Linked DNA regions of Mus musculus: regions 2, 3 and 4 are each linked to region 1. The links are chromatin loops, found by intact Hi-C in ENCODE. Cell type or tissue: gastrocnemius. All regions are shown on one strand. Each heading gives the region's core, and the rest is flanking DNA. Links, peaks and the distances in the headings are about the cores only.

Evidence for each region. A loop is a pair of places that touch in the nucleus more often than their neighbours do. Peaks named below come from ENCODE experiments on the same cell type or tissue, not always from the same donor. Only the 100,000 strongest peaks of a DNase experiment are listed, where the experiment ranks them.
Region 2: it touches region 1 in a loop (3-fold over the local background); 23 of 42 quality-filtered maps call a loop at or near these places.
Region 3: it touches region 1 in a loop (6-fold over the local background); 25 of 42 quality-filtered maps call a loop at or near these places.
Region 4: a loop joins it to region 1, with 5 times the contacts of the local background. A loop is called at or near these places in 22 of 42 quality-filtered maps.

The regions. Positions count from the first base shown.
Region 1 is chr9:102,710,673-102,716,192 of GRCm38, reverse strand. No RefSeq gene overlaps it. Among named protein-coding and RNA genes, the nearest start is that of Amotl2, 4.4 kb to the left of the region's middle. In gastrocnemius, for the core only: a CTCF peak has its summit at 2,181 (motif pointing left); a DNase peak (open chromatin) is centred at 2,163; H3K4me3 peaks cover 430 bases; H3K27ac peaks cover 3,611 bases.
Region 2 is chr9:102,863,747-102,869,266 of GRCm38, reverse strand. It overlaps Ryk (receptor-like tyrosine kinase), which reads right to left. Exons shown (of 15, transcript NM_013649.3): 3 at 1,613-1,712. Among named protein-coding and RNA genes, the nearest start is that of Ryk, 32 kb to the right of the region's middle. In gastrocnemius, for the core only: a CTCF peak has its summit at 2,131 (motif pointing right); DNase peaks (open chromatin) are centred at 2,161, 3,817 and 4,880; H3K27ac peaks cover 2,827 bases.
Region 3 is chr9:102,776,521-102,782,040 of GRCm38, reverse strand. Gm46151 (a long non-coding RNA gene) reads left to right here and starts at 3,466. Exons shown (of 2, transcript XR_001779358.2): 1 at 3,466-3,655. In gastrocnemius, for the core only: a CTCF peak has its summit at 2,250 (motif pointing right); DNase peaks (open chromatin) are centred at 2,300, 3,372 and 3,728; H3K4me3 peaks cover 1,700 bases; H3K27ac peaks cover 3,661 bases.
Region 4 is chr9:102,633,356-102,638,875 of GRCm38, reverse strand. Anapc13 (anaphase promoting complex subunit 13) reads right to left here. Exons shown (of 3, transcript NM_181394.3): 3 at 4,632-4,862. The coding sequence ends at 4,737. Among named protein-coding and RNA genes, the nearest start is that of Anapc13, 9.8 kb to the right of the region's middle. In gastrocnemius, for the core only: a CTCF peak has its summit at 2,208 (motif pointing left); a DNase peak (open chromatin) is centred at 2,135.

The DNA of each region.
Region 1 (5,520 bases), core at 112-5,111:
ATATGTTTTACTTGAAATCCAAATATTGCATTTTAGATTCTGTTTGTGTCTGACACAGATGAGAAAATAACAAATGTGCCAAGCTAAAGGCTACCTTACAAAGAGAAATTGTGGCTCGCACACACACACCATTGTCCCCGCTGGCTGCGGTAGGAGCCTATGACAAAGACTAGAGAAGGGATTCCCAGGTGCCCTCACTTCATGGGCAGCATTCTTGGAAACCCTTGGTGGAGAGACACCTACTAGGTGCAGGCACATATGCTCTGCATTACAAAATCAGGGGAAAGGCCATATGGCGCAGTCCTGGGATTCACTGACACCTAACAAATGTTTGACTAACAAGCATTCCTGAGATACTCTGAGAAAGGGGCCAGTTTAAGGCAGCTAGAATCCAAAGGTTCAATTTGGGGGGGTGGGCAAGCCTACTTCAGTCCAAAACAAGCCCTGAGTCAGTTTAGGTATGTGGCTCAAAGGGACAGAGTCTGGGGAGGGAGTCTCAGATGGAATTTACACACATTTTTTTTTCTCCTCTTTGCAAGAAGGTCAGGCCTGAGGCCTCAGTGGAATCTGCCTGAGCTGGCAACCACACCTGGCTCTGCAGGGTGCTGGATTGAGACCGTGGCCTTGTCTCAAATGTCCCAGGGGAGCTTAAACACTGGTGGGCCCTGGGGTGGCCAGCCTGCTTGCACATCCATCTTCACTGAGAACAGGGAGAAAGAGACCCAAGTAGGGAGGCAGGTGCTTCCTACCTCACCTCGGTCTCTCTCTCCCTGATTTCTCCCCACCCCCTGCAGGTAACGATTCTTCCCTGATGACTCTGGGACTTGCTGGGTTTGGAAACTTGCCCGGGGATAGCTGCAAAGCTGACCCAGTTCTCAGAGAAAGCCATTGCTTTGGAGAGCTCAGCTCACAGGGGTGTGGCTGCATCCGAGGTGTGTTCTGGGTTTAGCAAATTGTTCAGATGCCCATACCCTCTCCTCCCTCCTCATCCTGATCAGGCAGCTGCACCTCCCAGCCCCCTGCTGGAATGTGAGGGCAGGTCCTCTGCCGAGCCCCCTGCCTTGAGCTACCCAGAAGAGACCTGCTTACTTACTTCCCAAATGGTTGGTTGGTGGGGGGAGGGACTCTGGGGCTCTCGTGGCAACATCAAAGGAAACCAGCTGGTTGTGAAATTCCCCTTCCCAGCTTCCCTTGACACTCTACTTGACAGGTTATGGGAACAGGAAGCCGACTAGTATCCAGGGCCAGAAACAAAACACTAGAAGAGCTGATGATGTAAGTGCCACAGAGATGAAAATACCAACCCTTCTCTGTTCCACTGGTGGAGGAGCCAAGCAAGAGCCTTTGGTGGTTTTTGTTTTGTTTTGTTTTGTTTTGTTTTGTTTTGTTTTTCTGCACACTTTCTGCTCATCCTCAATGGCCCCTACCTCTGCTTTAGATCCCCAGCTTTCCATCACTGTGACCTCCTCTTTTTCTTCCCAGGTCTCAGACCAGCAGGCTCACATAGGGTAGCTGGGAAGGGGCTGTGTCCTCGGGGGTTAAATCCTCAAAAGATGGAGCATTTGTGAATTAAGGCCCCGTGTCTGTGAAGGTATGGAGTGGCTTTTCTACAACCGAAGGGGCTGGACTTTCCGGGCTGCGTGTACTCCTCGAGCCTCTGGCCATCCTCTGTGGGTCTTCAGTCTGGTGATGCTGCAGGAGTGGGGTTATCCATGGCCATGGTAAGGAGAGAGGAGTTTTGCCCATTGCTCCATTTCCTTCCCCGTGTGGGTGTACATGTGGCCAGACCAACCATGAACCTAGTTCCACATGGAAGTCATGGCAAATGGATGTTGGCATAGAAGAAGAAACTGCAGAAGGATGCCCTTTAGTTTATTCTTCTCTAGATAGCTGTCACACGGAGGATGGGGAAGGGAGCCCAGAGCTGCCACCTTCAGGCCCCTGAACTAAGACAGATGAATTTAACCCCTGACACCTCTACTTGCTGTGAAACTAAGAATGGTGGATAATGATTTAGTGGATGAGCCATTGATGTCTGGGAAGACTCTCTAGCCGTGACAAGAAGCTGCATCCAACATGAGGAGTTTCTGGGGTGTCAGTCTTTACAGAAAAGAGCCTCCACTTTTTCCCCTAGAGGAGGAGTGAGGACAGGGCCACTGTGATGGAAGAGTGCCCCCTAGTGTTGGGCATCTCAGCTGTTGGGGTAAGTGCTTGGAGGGTGGGTCTTAAATCTGGGGTAAGGTATTGGTGACAGAGTAGTGTTTGGGACAAGGTTTCATTCAGGGCTAGACATCTCCCAGGTTTTTTTTTTTTAAAGACATTCTCACTGTGTAGCTCCAGCTGGCCTGGAATTTACTACATAGACCCCAATCTGGCCTCGAACTTACAGAGATCCATCTGCTTCTGCCTCTGAGTGCAGGGATTAAATGTGTGACACCATTCCCAGCACCCAGATCTTTTAGAAAACAGATTAATAGCTTCAATTTTGATTTTTGACTTTTTCTCCCTTCTCAGCCTTTCCTGGGTTTTCTGTGGCCTTAGAGGAGCACAGCCTTCAAGACAAAGAGGGTTGACACTTATGAAACACAGCCACTCCCCTGTTCACCCTTCCCGGCATCTATTCTGTCACAGATCTCATTTATTTGTTCAAATATGTCCTGGGCGCCCCCTGAGAGGCACCGTCAGAGCTGAAAGAATCTCCATCTCTGGTGGTCTGCATGTGGGTGGACCCCAGAGGCTCCTGTGTTAAGTATTTGAGCCCCAGTTGGTGGTGCTCTTCGGGCATGTTTAGGAGGTATGGCCTTACTGGAGGAAGTATGTCACTCTAGGCAGGCTTTGAGGTTTCAAAGCTTTGCCACTTCAAAGGCAGGCCTGCTCAGTCTTGGTGGCACACTCCCTGGACACCATAGACAGTGGCTCCAGCCGACAGTATTCTCCTTGAGATCCCCCCTTCATTGTTATTTCAGGGTTCCCCTTAATTTACTTCTCTTTGGTCCTGTGTTTTTTGGACTCTTTGCCTTCATCTTTCTCGGTTTGCTGTCTTGTAGGATCCCTAAAAACAGACTTGCAGAGGGCAAATTTAAAGGCACAGGATTCTGCCTGCATGTATGCTACATGACAGAAGAGGACATTAGATCTCCATCTATGTATAGATGGTTATGAGCCACCATGTGGTTGCTGGGAATTGAACTCAGGACCTCTGGAATAGCAGCTAGTGCTCTTAACCACTGAGCCATCTCTCCAGTCCCCAGGTAGCAAATTTTAAAGAAGCTGTTCTTGATTCAGAGGACCTTTAACCAAACACACACACACACACACACACACACACACACACACACACACAAATCAAAGTTTGTTTGTTTGTTTGTTTATTTAATGTGTATGGTTGTTGTGGTTTGAATAAGAATGGTCCCCACAGGCCGGATGGTGGTGGCGCACGCCTTTAATCCCAGCACTTGGGAGGTAGAGGCAGGCAGATTTCTGAGTTCGAGGCCAGCCTGGTCTACAAAGTGAGTTCCAGGACAGCCAGGGCTATACAGAGAAACCCTGTCTTGAAAAACAAAAAAACAAAACAAAACAAAAAAACCCAAACAAACAAACAAATAAAGAATGGTCCCCACAGACACACATTTGAATGCTTAAGGAGTAGCAATAGAAGGTATGGCCTTGTTGGAGGAAGTGTGACCGGAGAGGTTACTTGGCAGTTAAAGTCATCTTGACTGCTATTCATGAAGACTGGGATTCTATTTCCAGCGCGCACAAGGCAGCTCATTACCATGTGTAACTCCAATTCCAGGAAACCTGGTGCCTTCTTCTGGCCTCTTCTAGTGCCGTGAAGAGACACCGTGACTGTGGCAACAATTACAAACAAAAACATTTAGTTGGGGCTGGCTTGCAGGTTTAGGGTTTTAGTCCATTCTCATCACACTGGGAAGCATGGCGGCACATCGGCTGTTATGATGCTGCAGAAAGAGCTGAGAGTTCTACATCTGGATCTGCAGACAGCATGAGAGAGCCACTGGACCTGGCTTGGGCATTTGAAACCCCAAAGCCAGATGGGTGGTCGTGATGGCAGTGTAGGCGCCCTCCTTTAATCCCAGCACTCGGAGGCAGAAACAGGCAGGTAGGTCTCTGTGAGGTCTAGGCCAGCCTAGTCTACAGAATCAGTTTCAGGAAAGCCAGGGCTACACAGAGAAACAATGTCGCTCTTGAAAAAACAAAACTAAACTAAACCCAAAGCCCACAGGTAGTGATACACTTCCTCCAACAAGGCCATATCTTCAAACATTACTCCCTAAGCATTCAAATGCATGTCTGTGGGGGTCATTCTTATTCAAACCACAACAACCATACATATAAAATAAATAAATAAGAATACTTTTATTTATTTGTGTGTGTGCCATGTGTGTGCTTGTAGAGGCAGAAAGGGGCATTGGATCCCCTGGAGCTGATTCAGGCAGATTGTGAGCTGCTTCATGTGTGCATGTGTGCACTGGCAACTGAATTCAAGTCCTCTCTTCTAGTTCAGCAAGTGTTCTGAATTGCTGAGCCAGCTCTTCTGTCTCCAAGGTATCTTTACCCCAACCCCCATATTTAGAAAGAGTTATTCACTGTCTTCCTCCCATTGCTGCCACGGAGGAAAACAGGATCCTGGCTGCACATCCCTGTGTGTAAACCATTCTCTCCTTCCCTGAAGCTTTTGGGGATTTCTCTACACATCTGGTGCCCTGGCATATGTATGGCATGTCTTCCGGTGCTTTTATCCTTTGCTCTGGTCCTTAAATGGTCCCTTTCATCCCATATTTCATGTCCCTAAGCTCTCTGGGATGGCCTCATACAGGTTCCTCCTCCTCCTCCCCTTCCTCCTCCTCCTCCCTTTCCTCTTCCTCCTCCTCTTCCTCCTCCTCCTCCTCCTCCTCTTCCCCCCTCCTCCTCCTCCTTCCCCCCCCTTCTCTCTCTCTGGCAGGGTCTCATTATATAGCTCTTAGCTGACCTGAAACTCAATATGTAGACTAGGCTAGCTTTGAGCTCACAGATCCTCCTGTCTCCGCCTTGATAGTGACAGGATTATAGATAGGGTCAGTATAGGTACAAGTCGCCACATATGGTTGGCTGTGTTGCTTCCTTTTCTTTTCTGAAAGTTCAGTCATTTGGATGTCAAACCTTCCAAAAAATGATTGCTTAACTTTTAAGTCTTTTTTTCCTGACCTGGTATCTTTCTTTTCTTAGAAGTTTTCTCTCTTTTACTCCAACCTTTCTGTATTTCGCTATCACTTTGAACTTTTAGAATAGTTCTTGTTCGATCCCCTTTTCCTAACACTGTCTTCTTGTTTCTCAACTCATCTTCAGTCCTCTGGGAGTTGAAAGTCTAGTAGAAATTCTTCATTCTGCCTGCGTCCACATTGCCTGGTCTCCTTGGAGTTCACTTGTTTCTGTTTGTTTGCCTCTCTCTCTTTCATGGTTACGGTTTCCCTCAAATGTGATTCTTGGCGGCCCGGTCCTCTCTAAGAGGGAGGCATT
Region 2 (5,520 bases), core at 225-5,224, 150 kb before region 1:
AAGAAACAAGAGAAAACACTTTAGTGTCCTAAAGATTAGGATCAATGCTATACAACATTTTCATCTATTTCTGCTCAAATAAAATAAAGAAGCGCATCTAAATAAGCGGATCAGACAGGAGCTTCCGGAGACCCTGTCACCACCGCTCTGGACACCTGCATTTCCTTCACTGCAGATCCAGAGGACTGAAGCAGAGCACAGGACACAGATGAAGGGATAGTTACTTCCGAGCCTTCCTTGTGACTTTGTTTTTAATATCAGTTTGTTGTCTATGTTCTGCTTTCCAATGCACTGAATCTCAGGAATCACGAGGCAAACTGCTGAGCTTACCAGTCTCCCCAGCAACGGTAACAAAACTACACCACGGAAGGAAAGACTCTGCAGCACCAAATGCACCTGTGTATCGCTCCTAGCAACGTGAAGGGTATGAATGTCAAGAAGGCAGTGCTGACCACACCGTGTGGACTGCGGCCTGCAGGGCAGACATGAGCTACCCGGAATAAAGCATGCCATCATCGAATCCCAAGGAGGGAAAGCCTTTCCTGCTGTCTGGCTAAGAAAATGTAGGGAAACCAAAGCTGCACTGAACTGGGTGCCAGAGAGTTCCTGTTGGGCTTGAAGCCACACCATAACAGATGGCCAAAAATACACGTCAGCACACCACCAATAACAACTATATCCATAGTATGAGCAGACAGGTGCATGACATGTTTAGAAGTACTCCCTGTGGAGAATGTTTATGTCATATGTGTATTTAGTAACCACATTTAAAAACCGTATCAGGGCTGGAGAGATGGCTCAGTGGTTAAGAGCACTGACTGTCCTTCCGGAGGTCCTGAGTTCAATTCCCAACAACCACATGGTGGCTCACAACCATCTGTAATGGGATCCGATGCCCTCTTCTGGTGTGGCTGAAGATAGTAACAGTGTACTCATATACATAAAATAAATGAATCAATAAGTAAATAAATAAATCTTTAAAAAATAAAATAAAATAAAAATTGTACCATTCAAAAGCAGTACCTCTAGGAAATAAAGACATTGTTACTGGGGGAAATTATAATAAACCTATAAACAAAGCTAACATGTTCTTGGCTATGAATTAAAAACAACACTGCCCTTCTAAATAGGATTAGCTTCTAAAGGTATATCTAGGAATGTTAATGACAAAGTCGTAGATTTTAGAACATTTTGCCTTTTTAATTTATGATTCCTTTCTTACAAATTTCAAAGATATTTCACCATCTATGAGTAGTGGATCAGAGACTTTGATATTTCTGAAACTCTTGCTGACCCCCAAAAATTAACTTGCCTCCCAGCTCTGCTTAAAGCCTAGCTGAACTTGTGCCAATAATAATTGTGAATAAAACTGCCAGGAAAAGCCCTACAACATTCTTTAAAAATAAATAGACAATAAAGATGACAATAATAATTACACGTCTACTTCCCCAACCCCTGCCTCCCAACCCCCTGGGACCTTTGAGTTTGTCTGTGGGGCACTCTCTTGATTAATGATTGATGTGGGAGGGCCCGGTACTCAGTGAACTATCCTTGTAGGGATAGGATGGAGGCAGCTGAAAGCAGTATGCTAAGTCCGTCTTTCCTGGCTCACCTGATAAAGTGCGTGGGACCTCCCCTTGAGCAGAAATATTGACCTGGGGCATGCCCATAGCCACAAAGTTGTCTACTTGGAATCCCAGCTTATATTCAACCTGCAAAATGAAGAGAGATAAAACATTATACCCCTGACAACAGAAAAAGACTTCATTAGTAAGTTCATTAACTAAGCAGTATGAGAGCTATTCATGGGTGGAATAAAAATCCACTCCCAAAAAGATTCCAAGAGCAGTCCTTTAATTCTAGCAGTCAGCCGTGAGCAGTAGGTGGATCTCTGTGAGTTTGAGGCCAGTGTGGTTTATATAGTGAGTTCAGGATCAACCTGGGCTACAAAGTGAGACCCCGTCTCAAAAATAAATAAATAAAAATAATAAAACTGAAATCATACTAGGACTTTTCAGCCAGACAGAAATTCAACCTGAAGGCTACTGTCCATTTGGTACCTGGAACTGAACCACCCTTTCCCTTAAAATCAACAGTCTGGAAGGAAGCATTCAATCTCTCAGCTCATCACATCGCCATGGCTGCCACCAAGGGGCGCTAGAGAGCCATCACTAAGGTACCCTGGGCTTCCCAGCACTAAAACCTCAAGAGGATGCACTGACTGTAAGGTATGGCTGTTATCTCTGCACGAGGCCATAGCTTGGGGGGGGGGGGGGGGTGGTGCCTGAGACAGATCAGCATGGGATCTAGAACCAGGAGGCCACGTGACCTGCACAAATGAGCAACTTTTCCAAGCTGATGACACAACAGGCCCGTGACACTGGCTCGGGACCCCGGGGCCTCAGCAGCCTCTCCCACTGTCAAGCTGCACTCCTTTGTGGTCATCAGCCTCCTGCCAACCCCAGGGGTTTGCAGCAAACCCTCCTGAGCTGTCAGCACTGGTGGGATCGGTTTTGTTCCTGATGTGAGGAACCCCACTGGCTGCACAGCCTCTCATACTCTCATCTCCCTCATGATCTCCCTCAGTGTGGCTTTCCCCTCAGGCTCCTCCTCTTCTTGCTCATGTCTACTTTCTAGACCTGAGCACTGGGTCTGCACATGTGGTCAGTATCCCTGTCAGGCTCTAAGGCCCTCTCTAGACGTCCTGCGTGAAATCAGCCCCTCTACTCTGAAGCTCTCTTCTACTCAGTGCATGTCTCGGGCCACTCACATGTCACACACAAGACTCTACACAGGTTTCGAAGGCTGGCTCATTCCGTCTCCTCCCATCTTTCTGTTAACTCTGAAATTCAGTGTTCGTTCTGACATAGCACTCAACTTCTCTATGTCCAAAACAGATACAAAAATACCGTCCATTCCATCCAAGATGCCAGCACTGCCTCTGACCACCCACCTCTGGTCCCTGTAAAAGCAGTTCTTTGTGCTCACTACTCTAAGTCGGACAACATTTATGAGGCATGTTTATGAGCCGAGGGCTGCGCTAGTAGAGGGGGGAAAGCAGTGGTTAATTAAACTACTTCCTTCCTTCCCAGCACAGCCAGGATGCCGGGTTTCATGTTCCCACCGCCTGTGCCCCAGCCTGTGCCCCAGCAGGGACATCACTGACACAGTCATTCTGACACCTTCAGCTGGTTCACTCCTTCTTCTTCACACTTGGATGGCAGTGCCTGCAACCCCATGGCCCTTGGCTCAGCTTGCTGAGGAGATGATACACATGATGACCCCCCAGACCTGTGCTCAATGGCTGCTCCTCTTCAACCTCACCCGTGCTCCTCGCTGGTGCACCACACGCTACCTGCTCGGCTTCTTCACTTCCAGGAAGAACTCTTATTCCTTTCTGCATCAGGCTGACCTATCAGAACATTAACCCTCTGCACTCCAGTCCCAAGGATAAACATTTCAACTTGTCTCTCCCTCTCCTTTTCCTCCAACTACCTACTAGGCATACCCATCTGGTAACCTCAAAGGCTGAAGCTGTAGGGTTACCAGACAGAGTTGAGCTTACCTGATTGCCAAGCTCCTCTCACAGATCAACACAGGCGCCTCACTGGGATACTGTCTGTGGGTTCCTACATACATGGGGGAGCCTCCTCTCATAGGTAGGCAGGCACCCCACTGGGACAGTGTGTGTTCCTAGCTAACAGACATCCTGGAGCCAGGATTTCTCACCTGGGAAGTGAGTTACTTGATCCAGCTCCCCCTCCTGTCTCTGCCTCCTGCCAGGGAATCAAAGACCCCACTTCTATCACATGGGCTCGATGCCTCTCCCCAGACACCCTGCCAGGCCGTCCGTTTCTAGTGCCAGGGCCTGAGCTGTGCTTGAGGCCCACGTCATCTTGCTGACTCTGTCTGTCCATGGCATCAATGCTCTTCCAGAAGCTCCTTACCCCTCAGTGCCCCTCTTGGACATCTGCTCTAACCTTTCGGTCTCCTTTACAAAGTTCTGGCTATAAGCAGAGGAATAGCTGTCCGGGGACCAAAGCCAGGAAAGCAAAGAGAGGGCTCTGACGGCAGAGCTGAGGGAGAGCGGCAAGAGGAGTGGCAGGGCCATCTCAGTCTAAGCACGGGAGAGGGAGAAAGGGAGGAAATGATGTTGCAAGTGGCGGCAAAACAAGGAGCAGAGCACAGGCAGAGGTGGCTGAGGGAAGGACTGAGAGAATCAGCAGTGGCCCAGAGGAACCCACAACAAGAAGCATGGAAGCCTGCCCTTTGCCTAAGACTTCCTTTGGACGGATGAATGAACACGGAAGCATCAGAAGGCAGTTCCCCCCTCACACTGGTGTACTGAGGACAGCTGGGTTTTTTTGTTTTTTGGTTTTTTTTTTTAATGTAGTTTTTGGAGTCAGAGAAGAAAGTGCCAATCACTGGAATACAATTGTCTCTACTTTGGTGTGTACTGATCTGTAAGGAATGCCGTTTGTCAATCACCTTGGAAGAAAGAGATCTATTTAGAAAGTGCACCCCAGCCTTACCCTGCCCCCCACCCCAAAGCAAATCTGTGCAGCAGCTGTTTATCAGAAAATAAATGAGCCAAAATACTTCAGAAAAGTAACTAGAGAAAATATAAATATTTGAATAAGCTAAAAAATCAACATGTTTGGTATTTTTCCTTACTTGGAACGCATGGCTGTGTGAATAGGCAGACGACGAATAAAGCAGTCCCCTTCTGGAACACATCTAAAGTGAATGTGCTCGCCTACAGTCAACGGCCTTTTAATTTCTCTGAAATTGCCAGAACTGCCTTTCTCACAGCTACTTCACTCCACTGGGACACAGCAGGCTGGCCCCCAGAGGCAGCTGCTGGAGCTCTGACAAGCTCCCCGCAGAATCTCCTGGACGGAGACCAAGGGAGTGGGTGGTGGAGTCCTCTGCCACATCCTACTGAGCCTCTGCCTTTTGGCTGTCTAGCATATCTACTGACACTTAGCAGACACAGTTGCAAGTTTCTTCTTGAACACTGGGGAATGTTCTGGAACATACAAGAAACTAATTATCTGTTAAGACCGCCTAGTCGTCTACTCTTGTGAGAGAATCAATACCAGAGTTCTCCTCCCATCTTAAAATACAATTAACACATTCTCAACCACTCAGCGAGGCGCGCGTGACATAGATGTTAAGAAAAGACACACACAGCTCCAGCCGCTGAGGGAACTGAAATCTTTGGCAAGACCAGTCACGTAAACACTGGAGAACTCTACCAGCAAAAGCTCTGATGTGGGAACACTGATGTTAAAATGCCTGCAGTGTTCAAGTGATACACTGGCGAGTCTGGAGATCTCGGAAGCCAACAGTTCATCTTCTGGCAAGAGCTCAAACAGCCCAAACAGAGATTCTGACAGAGTGTTAGAAACTGAGAGAGACAGCCTTCCTTCTGAAGTCTGACTGTATCTCAGAATCAAGTGATAAGAGACCGCACCTTACTACTCCTGCCTTCTCGGGTGACTGCCATGTGAGCTCACC
Region 3 (5,520 bases), core at 274-5,273, 66 kb before region 1:
GAGCTGTGCAGAAGGAGACTCACCCTGCTTATGAGACTGGGCCCTGCCCATTGCCTTCCATGCAGCCCCCTGGACACACAGAGGTCTGAAGGTTAACATGCAGAAGGCTCCGGGCAGAAGGAAGCATTACCAGGAGGAAGAGGCCAACACTCTGAGACTAATTCTTTCCTGAAACCACTCCCTTGCCTAGGGAATCTTTGATCATATCCATCTTCAGAAAGTGGCTTTAGAGCACAGGCTTACAGGCTAGCTGATCTAGACACATGAGTAGCAGAAATGACAGGAATTCTCTAGCAAAATACTAGCACAGGGACATGGTGGCCTCAGGGTATGAAAGAAGACTCTAGAAAGATCCCCCCCCCCTTTCTGGGAGAAGCTTCTATGGTCCTATATCTCCCAGGATTCCACTAAAGTCCTTTCTAGGCCGCGCTCCCCCCACCCCAATGTTCTTCTCTGCTGTAGGTGACTCTAACACACCCATCTGTGCCTCAGCTGTGCCTGGACCTGCCTCTGTCTTAACACACTGTCACCTCCAAGGAATACTGAGATTCTTGGGAATAGGGCCCAAGGTTGGTAAGTAGTTGAGAAATGGTGGTTTTTTTTGAGTCTGACTTAGTCATTATCACATCACGCATCCTCACATCCCACTGAAGCATCGCCCTGGTGTCCGTTTGATGACCCACCAGGACACCCTGAGAAGAGTAGATGGGGATAAAGATGGAGAAGCTTGAGTCAGGGCTGCACTCTCAAACCCAGGGCTTCATGGCCTCTTTCCACCCTGTCACTATGGGTCTCCATGTTGACATGATGGAAAAGACCTATGCCAGCAACTAAAGAGCCCCTTTATCTTCCTGCTTGAAGAGGCGGGGAAAGCAACCACACAAGACAAACTAGCCACCACACTCGACCTTGAACAGAGTCCTCCTATGCCCCCACCCTTTCTAGAAGCTGAAAAGCTGCTCAATGAGAGTTTGGTTCTTGCTCTTTCTCTCGCCTTTCCTGGATCCACCCTCCTGAGCAATGCAAGCTTCAGGCTGTGCTATGTTGCTGGGTTCCTAGGTACGTCAGCAGGTGTGCAGGCAGATAACCATGTCTGTGTTCCTATGTAGATGGTGTTCATCTATTGTTCCTTTCCTCCAAAGAAAGATAGGTCAACAATCTGGGAAAGTGGAAAAGATTTTAAACACATGAAGAAGAAAATGTATTTAATCTCAGCACTCAAACAGAGGCAGGAGGATCTTTGTGAGTTCCAGGCCAACCAAGGCTCCATAAGAACTCATGCTATGGTATGAAGACAAACACAGCAAGGCTCCATTTGTAAGAGGTCAAAGTAGTGAATGGTTGACTTTCTTTCTTCCTTTCTTTCTTCCTTTCTTCCTTTCTTCCTTCCTTCCTTCCTTTCTTTCTTTCTTTCTTTCTTTCTTTCTTTCTTTCTTTCTTTCTTTCTTTCAAGACCGTATTTCTATATAGCCTTGGCTGTCCTGGAACTTGTTCCTGTAGATCAGGCTGGCCTCGAACTTATAGAGATCCGCCTGCATTTGCCTCCTGAGTGTTGGGCTCAAAGGCATGTGCCATCAATTTAAACACAAGCCATGTCTTGCCCCATTGCCCAAAGTCCCTACTGACCAGGAATGTAGGCAGGTCCCTCCATGAGAAGTACGTGAGCCTTGTACATCCCTCTCCCTTAGGCTGAGCATGCACTGCCTAATCCTGGCTTTAGGTTAAGAAAAAAAAAAATCCTTTGCTGACTTCTTTGAGCAGCGTTTAGATATTGGGAGAGTTGCATATTCGTATTACTGTGCTGGTAGCATCCTGGAAGCTAACTCTCAACTTTCAACCCTCCTATCCACACAGCCCTGATATGTGAGTCTGCTCACAGTGCCGAGGGCCACCAAGAAAAGGGACCGACTACATTTCCTTAAGACCTTACGAGAGTCTCAGAAAAGCCACTCTGTGGGCACTGAGTAACTGGGCCAAGGTGAGGCCCGCCACTCACTCATCTAGCCTTGAAAGTACCTACAGGAAGGTGACACACTGGGCGGTGATTCCTCCTGAGAGGATGCCAGGGGTGGGGAATGGGCGGAGGGTACCAGGATATTAGAATAGGTCACAACGGCAAACGTTGGAGCTACAAATGGGAATCACACAGCTTGGAATCTGGAAGCTTCCGGCAGAAGGAAGGCAGTGATCCATGGTCCAATACAAACTACAAATGGAGAGTCCAAGCGAGCAGTGATAGCCCTGGCCACCAGGGGGAGTCCGCACGGACTAGGGCCGGGCTTCTCTGCTGCGCTTGCCTGGCCAAGGAGGGGCGGGGCAGGAGCCTGGGTTGAGATCTGGCCTCTGCCGGAGGAATGCGGCCTTTGGCTCGTCCAAGCATTCCGGCTGGCTCAGGAATGTGAACAGGGTGTTCACTGCGCGCCCTGGATGCACAAGCTGGTCCTCCTCCCTCCGTTGAACACCAGGCAGGACCTGGTCAGACACCCCACTGAGCCTGCAGAACGGAGCCCTGTCCATCCAAGTTAAGGATGAGGCCTTGGGGGTTTAGGGCAGCGGGACCTGGCTCTAGATCCCTGCAGGGAAGTGTTGAGGCCGATTATGGCTTAAGAAAAACCCAAAGCAATATATTTGGACATTTGGAAAATGGCCATGCCGTGGAAGGAGGCATAGGATTTGTCCTTCTGGGCTACCAGCTTCAAGGGATACAGGCTCAGATTCCCCAGAGTTGCACATTTTGGGAGACCTGCTGTGTAAGGCAAAGACTGGGACAGGAGAAAGGAAGGCAGATGACCCAGTGAGGGATTAGAGGCTCTCAGAGCAGCCAAGGTGACTGAATACCCAAGGGTAGGGCTTTAATTCAGTCCACAAATATTTACTAAGTCTCTTCTCTGAGCCAGAGCCTGAGCTCAATTCTGGGGACAGAGAGGTACAAACATCTACTCTCCCCAAGGGACTGGGACCCTGATTGTGGCAGCCTGTGATACACTGTGATATGGGCTGTGTGTGTTTGTGTGTGTGTGTATAGAGATAGATATATAGATATATAGATATACAGATATATAGATAATATATAGATGATATATAGATATATAGATATATAGATATATGAATAACCAAGATTAGGGGGCAAAGATGCAGGAAGAACCCTTAGGAGATCCTGGAGAGTAACCTGAAAGACCAATGGGAGTTAGGGTTCTAGACGAAGGGAAATCTTGCAGATGGAGAGAAAGCACGTGGTGTCGGTGGCCATCAAAGGGCCTGCCAAAATGCTCAGCTGAACTACAGAGAAGATGGAGTGTGCTCTCTGCCAACGCATGGTGTTGACTAGTTAATGGAGCTCTGGCTCTGCGTGAGGACTGGGAGCCAGTACACTGCTTCGGGGGTTTTGATGCCCTTTGAGCATGGCACCCTCACTGGTAGGTGCTTGGCAAGTACTGGCCAGTGTCTTAGGACTTGCCCCATTAAGCAGTTTGGTTTCTGTAAACTGCCTGAGAAAAAGGCAGGCTGGGGGCGGGGCAGGGCGTTTTGTTTGTCACTTCCTGGTTTGGGGTGGTTGTGTTCAGGAGAGGAGACTAGTGTGTGACCAGGTTCTTAGAAAGGTCCCAGAATACACGCAGATGGGGAGTTCTAGAAGGGAAAGGAGCCGGGCTCGGAGGTACAGTATGGAGGATGGTTCATGGGCTAGACACAGGATGCATGAAGCAATGTGCACTGGGGCCAGGAAGGCTGGAGGTGGCAAGGGTCCAGGGAAGGGGTGGGCAGAAGCAGAGGCATAGGCAGAAGGCATCGCTGGGAGGTAGGGACAGAGGAAACCAATGAGGTCAATGCTCTCAGGGATCCAGCTGCAGGGCGGGGCTCTCCCATGCCTACCTGGGGCGGTGAACCTGAGTAAAAGAAGGACTCCAGGGGATTGTGACTTTTGTGTGTCCGGATTTTACTGAGTGATGGAAAAGTCAATGTTTATATTCGACATTCCTTGCGGGACCTCCTCCTAGGAATGCGTGGAGACCTACAATCCTCTGTCCAGAGGAAAAGTTGCAGGCCTTGGAAGGGCGCCTCCAGCATTGTTCCTCTGCAAACACAGGAAGAAGGGTTTCCTCTAGCTTTGTGGCACTCTCGTCGGACCCCTCCCCCAGCCTGGGAGCCCAGGCACAGAGGAGTAGGTGGTCATGGAAAATAAACACCCACCTCTGCTCTCCTGACTTATTTCATGTTCTTAGAATTTCCTCTCTTGGAGTCTGGCTTTGTTATTTTAAGATTCCACATGTCAGCGGGCTGGGGTTGGGAAAATCCCTTACTGTCCAGGCTGTGAAGAGGCAGGTCCACATCGGGAGCCCAGGATGGATGCCCAGGAAGAGAGGTGGCCTGGTTAACGGACCCCAGTCTTCCAGTGGTTCTGAGTCATCCTCTTGGGGGAGGATCTCTGGCTGGGTGTGTGTGCCTCTGCATGAGTGTGTTGCCTTGCCAGTCCCATAGTGGGGACGTGGCAGGGTTTTGGTGCCAACTGTCCAGGGCAGGGCAGTAGTGATGGGTTCATTTCGGGGGAATGATGGGGACGTACAAAAGTGCTTCTAGGTATACCTGGGTATCGCTTACGTTGAGCAGATAGCCCTGGTCTACTAGAGAGGCTGACCCTGCTCACCATAGGGCCCAGGCTGTGGCCTTTTCTAGGTTGTCACTGTGGCTTCTGCTTCTCTCCCTTCTATCCTGATCCCTGATCACTCCTTAGATGTGTGCAAAACTCTGCCCACACAAGGATCTGAATAATGTCTGAGACTTTCTTACACCTGTGTATTTGTTCACCAATCCCACAAATACTATTGGGGTGCCTACCAGGTGCCAAGCAGAGTCCATGGAACTGGGCGCACAGAGCCAAACTGGACAGATTAAAAACAAGCGAGCATCCCAACAGTGTGTGGTAGAGCAGAGAATGTAGAGCTGGTGAAAGCCATGCCCTCTTAGTGCCTTCCCTTCATGACCTTTGCCCTCCATTGGACCACCTTTTCCCCCACGACTTTTACCAAGCCAATCTTAGGTAGATAGCCTTTGTCTGGGTCTTTGTTGAAAGACAAGTGGCCTTCTGAGTGATTAGGGATGGATAAAGTCCAGCCAGATAGGTCTTTGTCTTTCTTCTTTCTTCTTTCTTCTTTCTTCTTTCTTCTTCTTCTTCTTCTTCTTCTTCTTCTTCTTCTTCTTCTTCTTCTTCTTCTTCTTCTTCTTCTTCTTCTTCTTCTTCTCCTTCTCCTTCTCCTCCCTCGCCCTCTCCCTCTCCCTCTCCCTCTCCCTCTCCCTCTCCCTCTCCCTCTCCCTCTCCCCCTCCCCCTCCCCCTCTCCCTCCCCCTCCCCCTCTCCCCTCCCCCTCCCCCTCCCCTTCTCCTTCTTCTCTTCTTCTTCTTCCTCCTCTACTTCCTCCTCCTCCTCTTCTTCATCCTCCTCCTCCTTCTTGTCTCCTTCTCCTCTTCTTCTGTTTTGTTTTGTTTTGTTTTGTTTGGGAGGGGCAAGGTTGAGAAGGTTTCTCTG
Region 4 (5,520 bases), core at 274-5,273, 77 kb after region 1:
AATCTGTCCAAACCCATCACCTGCACTGCCCCATTTAACCTGAGACTCGTATGATATAGTAGTGTTGTCAACCTTCGCTTCACAGAGACCTGGGCTTAGCAAGGTAATATCGCCTGTGAGGGGATGCGCAGCTGGAGTGTTGCTTGGCTTTGGGTTTTGAACTCGAGTCCTTTGGTTTCAAGGTCTGTGCATATAGTTACCGTGCATACATTTTATGCATATATAATGTTAGATGAGCAACTATTAAGGGAGACAAATGAGCTGTGAATTTGATATAAAATGTATTGTTTCCACTCGGGAGGCAGAGGCAGGCGGATTTCTGAGTTTGAGGCCAGCCTGGTCTACAGAGTGAGTTCCAGGACAGCCAGGGCTACACAGAGAAACCCTGTCTTGAAAAAACAAAACAAAACAAAACAACAACAACAACAACAACAAAATGTATTATTTCAGAGACTTTGCAAAATGAAAGCAGAGAGGGGAAGAAGTTGAATGCTTCTAGATAAGAAGATAAATGCTAGTATTACAATAAATAAAAGAAGCAAGCGACAGAAAAAAACAAAACAAAACAGGTCACGGAGAGATGGCTGATTGATTGAGGATACAAAGTGAAAAGCCCAGGGGGTAGGGACCAGCCCTATCTGCTTCTGCCATGAGTGCCCTGAACCCAGCCCAAGGCTCAGGTGCCTTGGTGCCCTGTACTTGCACAAGTCCCTGACCTTCCCAGCTCTGGGGTAGCCCGGGTGAGAGCGGGATGGATGGAGGGTAGGTACATCTCCTAAAATCATCACAACCGTGAGACTAGAGTCTGGGAGGAGAGAGGCTGGGAACACCAGAGCCTTGAAAGAAGATGGATCAGACCATGAGGGGTCTCAGTCAAGGGCAAGCTCACTGGCGATTTGGCAGAAAGTCCTCCAGGGCCAGCACGGCTGCCACTTAATGAGTAGCATTTGGAAGGCAGGTGGAGTGGAAGCTGGGGACAGAACTGCCAGAAGAGCCAAGGCAAGACCAGAGTATGGGTGGAGGAAAGTCTTTTTTGCCCTCGGGTGGTGGCATCTCTATAAAGGGGGCCTGAGTCACCAGGGAAGACAGGGATGGGCTTTTACATCACCCTCTCTCATTTCCTCTCCAGTCATTTGGTATTTTTGAGCTCTCCACCCCTTTGTCCCCTTCTCCCGCCCCCAGCAAATCCAGCTAATGAGTGTGCGTGCGTGCATATTTTTCTGCATATGGACGATCAACTCCCAGAACAGCATTAGCTGAAAACAAAGGAAACTGCTACGATTTGGCCAAATTTGAGTCACAAAAATAGTTTTTGCATACGTTTAGCCAACTGAGAAAACAACCCAAAGAAAAATAGGCAGACAGTCTTTATACTACTGACCTACCAGTCATAGGCAGAGGAGTTGAACACTGTCCCCAGCTGTCATCGTGCTTTTCTTACCTTATTTGGGTCAAAGGGTCTACTCTGAGACAGGGCTACAGAAGGTTACATAGTCATTGGCTAAGAGCCTGGAAAAACTGCAGTAAGGACGTGCCCCGGAGTCACATGATTGATTACCTTGCCTCAAGTGCTCTTAGCTGTCCACTCACCTGTCTTGCTGGGCTTACAGAATCTCTGTACCTGCCCCTCACCCCACGGTCAATCAGGCAAGTCTTCCTGAGTTCATTCAGCTACCACCTTGGGAGATCTTGAGAGGACCCCCAAGCCCCCTGTGACAGCAAAGATGCTGGCCCTAGCTCTCCACTCTGCTTCTCTGGGACCTGCCTGCTTTTCTTGTGCTTTAAAGTCTGCTGATATAGAACCTTCAATGCCCACCCTGCCAATGTAGTGACATTTGAGTCACTCTCCAGTCAACATGGAGCGCTCTGACTGATGGCTGCCATGGATTAGCTAGCTACAGTTGGAAGCCATTGCAAGATGAAAACCTGGGTCCTTTTAACAAGCAATTGAAAGACTCAAGATCAGAGGGTGAAGCATTCATCTGAATGAATGCTTCTGAGAGTGCACACTCATGGAACCAGAGCTGGTTGGCTCAGAGGCCGAGGCAGGTTGGGGGTGTCCATCATCTGAGTCCCAGCTGCCCTTCTGGGCCAGCACCTCAGGACTTGCAGCTTCCGTTGGGTTGGTTCACTGAAGGACTACAGGACGGCTTAGGAACCAGACACAAATTTTTAAAAAGGAGTTGAGCGGCCCCTGCTGGTGATAAAGGGGCACTGATGACAAACTGAAAATGAGTGAAACCATGATTTTTTTTCTTTTGGTAGCAATTATCTTATTTTGGTAACTAAACAGTAATATTTACTGTTTTATGTATCTCAGGTCCCCTAATAAGAATGTTGTCAATTCTGTCTCTGTTCTATAAATTAGAAAAACATGAAAAATTTGAGAATTCTGGTGGGATTTTCTAGGGCATTGATGTGGCTTTTGGCAACGACATGGGTTTTGAGCTGTGACAGTCTAGGTTGGAAAGCCCTTACTATTTGAGTGACTTTTATAAGTCTCTTAACTTTTGACAAGCTAACATTAAATTTTAAGCTGTTATCTCCTATTCAAAGGACAATGACATCCAGCTAAAAAGAAAAGGCAGGGCTTGAGCCATGGAAGTGTTCCATCCACCCCAGCTGCCATTGTTGCGATACCATGAAGGGGTGGGTCTAAGATGGGCTTCAGATGATGGGCAGCTCCTGGCCTCTGGATGTTTCTCAGGGACAGAGATTGTATCTGCAGGCCTGTGTCTGGCTCAAGAGAATTCAGTTCTGGGTTATAAGACAAGGCTTACACTGCATGTGAGTCTCTTTAGAACCATACACGTACAATCCAGGGATCTCACTGCAGGGAATACTGTGCAGTGGGTAAGCCTGGACAAGTCCACCAGGAAAAGCTATCTCGACCTCCTCTACTTCCACCTTCGCCTCCACAGTCCAAGCCACCATCATCTTTTTCAGTGTAAAGCTCTTTTGTCTTTTACATTTCCTGTCTTAACTGAAATCCATCTACTGGGGTGACTTGCATTAAAAAACAAATAAACGACGACGACGACAACAACACAACAAAAACAACAAATAAAAGCTGGATGGTGGTGTCTCACACCTTTAATCCTAGCACTTGGGAGGCAGAGGCAGGCGATCTCTGTGAGTTCCAGGGCAGCCTGGTCTGCAGAGTTAGTTCCAGGACAGCCAGGGTTTATACAAAGAAAGTCTTGGAACAAAACAAAACAAAATGAAACAAACAAACAAAAAGCAAACCAAACCAAACAGATCAGGCAGTCCCCAGCTCTGATTAAGTCTTTCGATGACTCGGGAGATGTGGAGAAGCCCCTAGACCACCCAGGTTTCTTGCTGGCAACACCAGTTCCACTTTGAAGCTTTGTGTCATCTCTTGCTCGGTGGTCAACATTCACCCCTCACTGTTTTCCCTGGCCACTTGTATGTCAGGTGTTTGTTCAGAAAGCCAAGGCAGGTACAAGAAATGCCACACTTTCTTTAAAGTGAATGACATCTACTGGAATCTACTATGCTGTACTTCTTGGATGTCCCTTTCCCTGTTTTTTTTTTTTCACCCGTTCTCTGTATACTGGCTGCCAAAGATACACGTCCTCTGGAGTTCTGTGCTTATACTGTCTCGGGGAGACGGCTGGAAGGGAGAGCCAATAACTGACATTTTATAGCAGTACTTCTATCCCCAAGGCTTGATGCCGTGGAGTCTTTAGAAATTCTAAAAATTTATTTTTATGAGTGTCTTGCCTATTATGTATGCATATGCATCTCATGTGTGCAGCCCCCCCAGAGGCCAGAAGAGGGTAAGGAACCCCCTGGAACTGGAGTCACAGACAGGTATGAGCTGGTATGTGGGTGCCAAGAACGAGCAGGAAGTGCTCTTAACCACTTGAGCCATCTTTCCACCGCTGACAAATTTTTGTATAAATATTGTACTGACTACTGGCTTCACAGTGTTTTATATTTGAGGGGGCTCTGAGGTATGAGATGCCATTATTATTCTGAATAAAAGGAGTATTCCATTCACGCAGAGAACCTCTCCAGTGGTGCAAAGGCAATAACCACAGACGGAGAGCAGAGGTGACTAACAGCTAAGCAGGATTACAAGCACACACTACCATGGCACGAAGCCCAATTTTTACTGGAGTTGGGATCAAACTTAGGTCCTGACTAAGCCATCCCCTAATTCTTCAGAGATAACTTTTAAATCTGTACATTTATGCAATGTCTAAAAGTAGCTTGGGAATCTTAAGAATGCCAGTTATCAGAGAGTGGAGTATCTGCTCGGGGCATAGGCACCTACAGGCTAACGTCACTCAGAACACGTCTCAGGCATGGGAATGCGAGTCTGTGGCTCTCTTCATGCCTGGTTTCTGCTGCCTTTCCTGCTTGTATTCTCAACTACTCGTGCCAAAGTAGCTGGGCAGTATTAAACTTTGACAGAAGCAAAACTGGAGCCAAAGGCAAACGTTTAATCGACGGTGTTCAAACGCAAGTGTGTGCATCACCTGCCGCAGGCTTCCAGAGCCGCGGTCTACATTCCTGGGAAGTCTCAGTTTCTCACTCAGAATGTTTTCATGCTGTGCTTTGTTGGTTAAACAAAACAGCAAAACAAAACGAAAACCAAGTGGGCATATGCTTTTGAGTGTTGATTTATTGCTAAAGATCTGCATTTGGCGACAGGAAACATTTTTATCCCCATATGTTTGAAAACTCCGTCCGTGGGAAGGAGCCCGGCATCAGTTTCCAGCGGGTGGGACGTTCTCGTGGAGGCCCTGTAAGGCCAGGTCTGTCCACTTCATCTCCTGTTCTTTCACAGACTCTGTGGTGCCTCCGTTGTCTTGCTCGGGCTCAGGAAGCTCACTCTGGAAGGGAAGCACAGCCGTAACGACCATCAGGAAGTGTCTTTTCTATCCTTGAGATGGGTCTCAGGTAGCCTAGGCTGGCCCCAAATCTTGAACTGTGTTTCTGCGCGGCCGGGGACTGCGCTCAGGGCCCTGCTGAGATACACTAGCACTCTCTCACTGAGCCACACTCTCAGCCGATCACCCCCAAGTCTCTTTCCCATCCTCCTTTGCCTCCCAGGAGCTGGGATTATAGGTGTGGACCTGGTCCTGCAGTTACTTCTGAAAACACAAAGGCATTAGGAAAGAAAGCCTCCGAGGGCCTGGGAACAGCCAGCAAAGCTGATATGATGCTCTAAAGAGAGAGCCTAAACAAACAGATGGATAGAAAATATCAGAGGTCTGTTCAGTGCGGCTTGCTTGGAAGCCTCATGGGAATGCTGGCCCTGTGACTCTGGTTTTCTTATAAAAGGCAGTGGGGCAGGAGGGCTAAGGGCAGAGACTGGAGGCCCAGACAGCCTTCATTTGCTGGCTTATTGGGTTGATGAGGTAATTCAAACCCTTGGGGGCTTTTGTTTCCACTCTCAAAAATTGGAGAAAAAAAAAAAAGAGCTTTTTTTTTCACCCCCATGTCTCTGCCTTGGGGACGGGGAGAGTAAGGACATTAGATCCAGTGCAT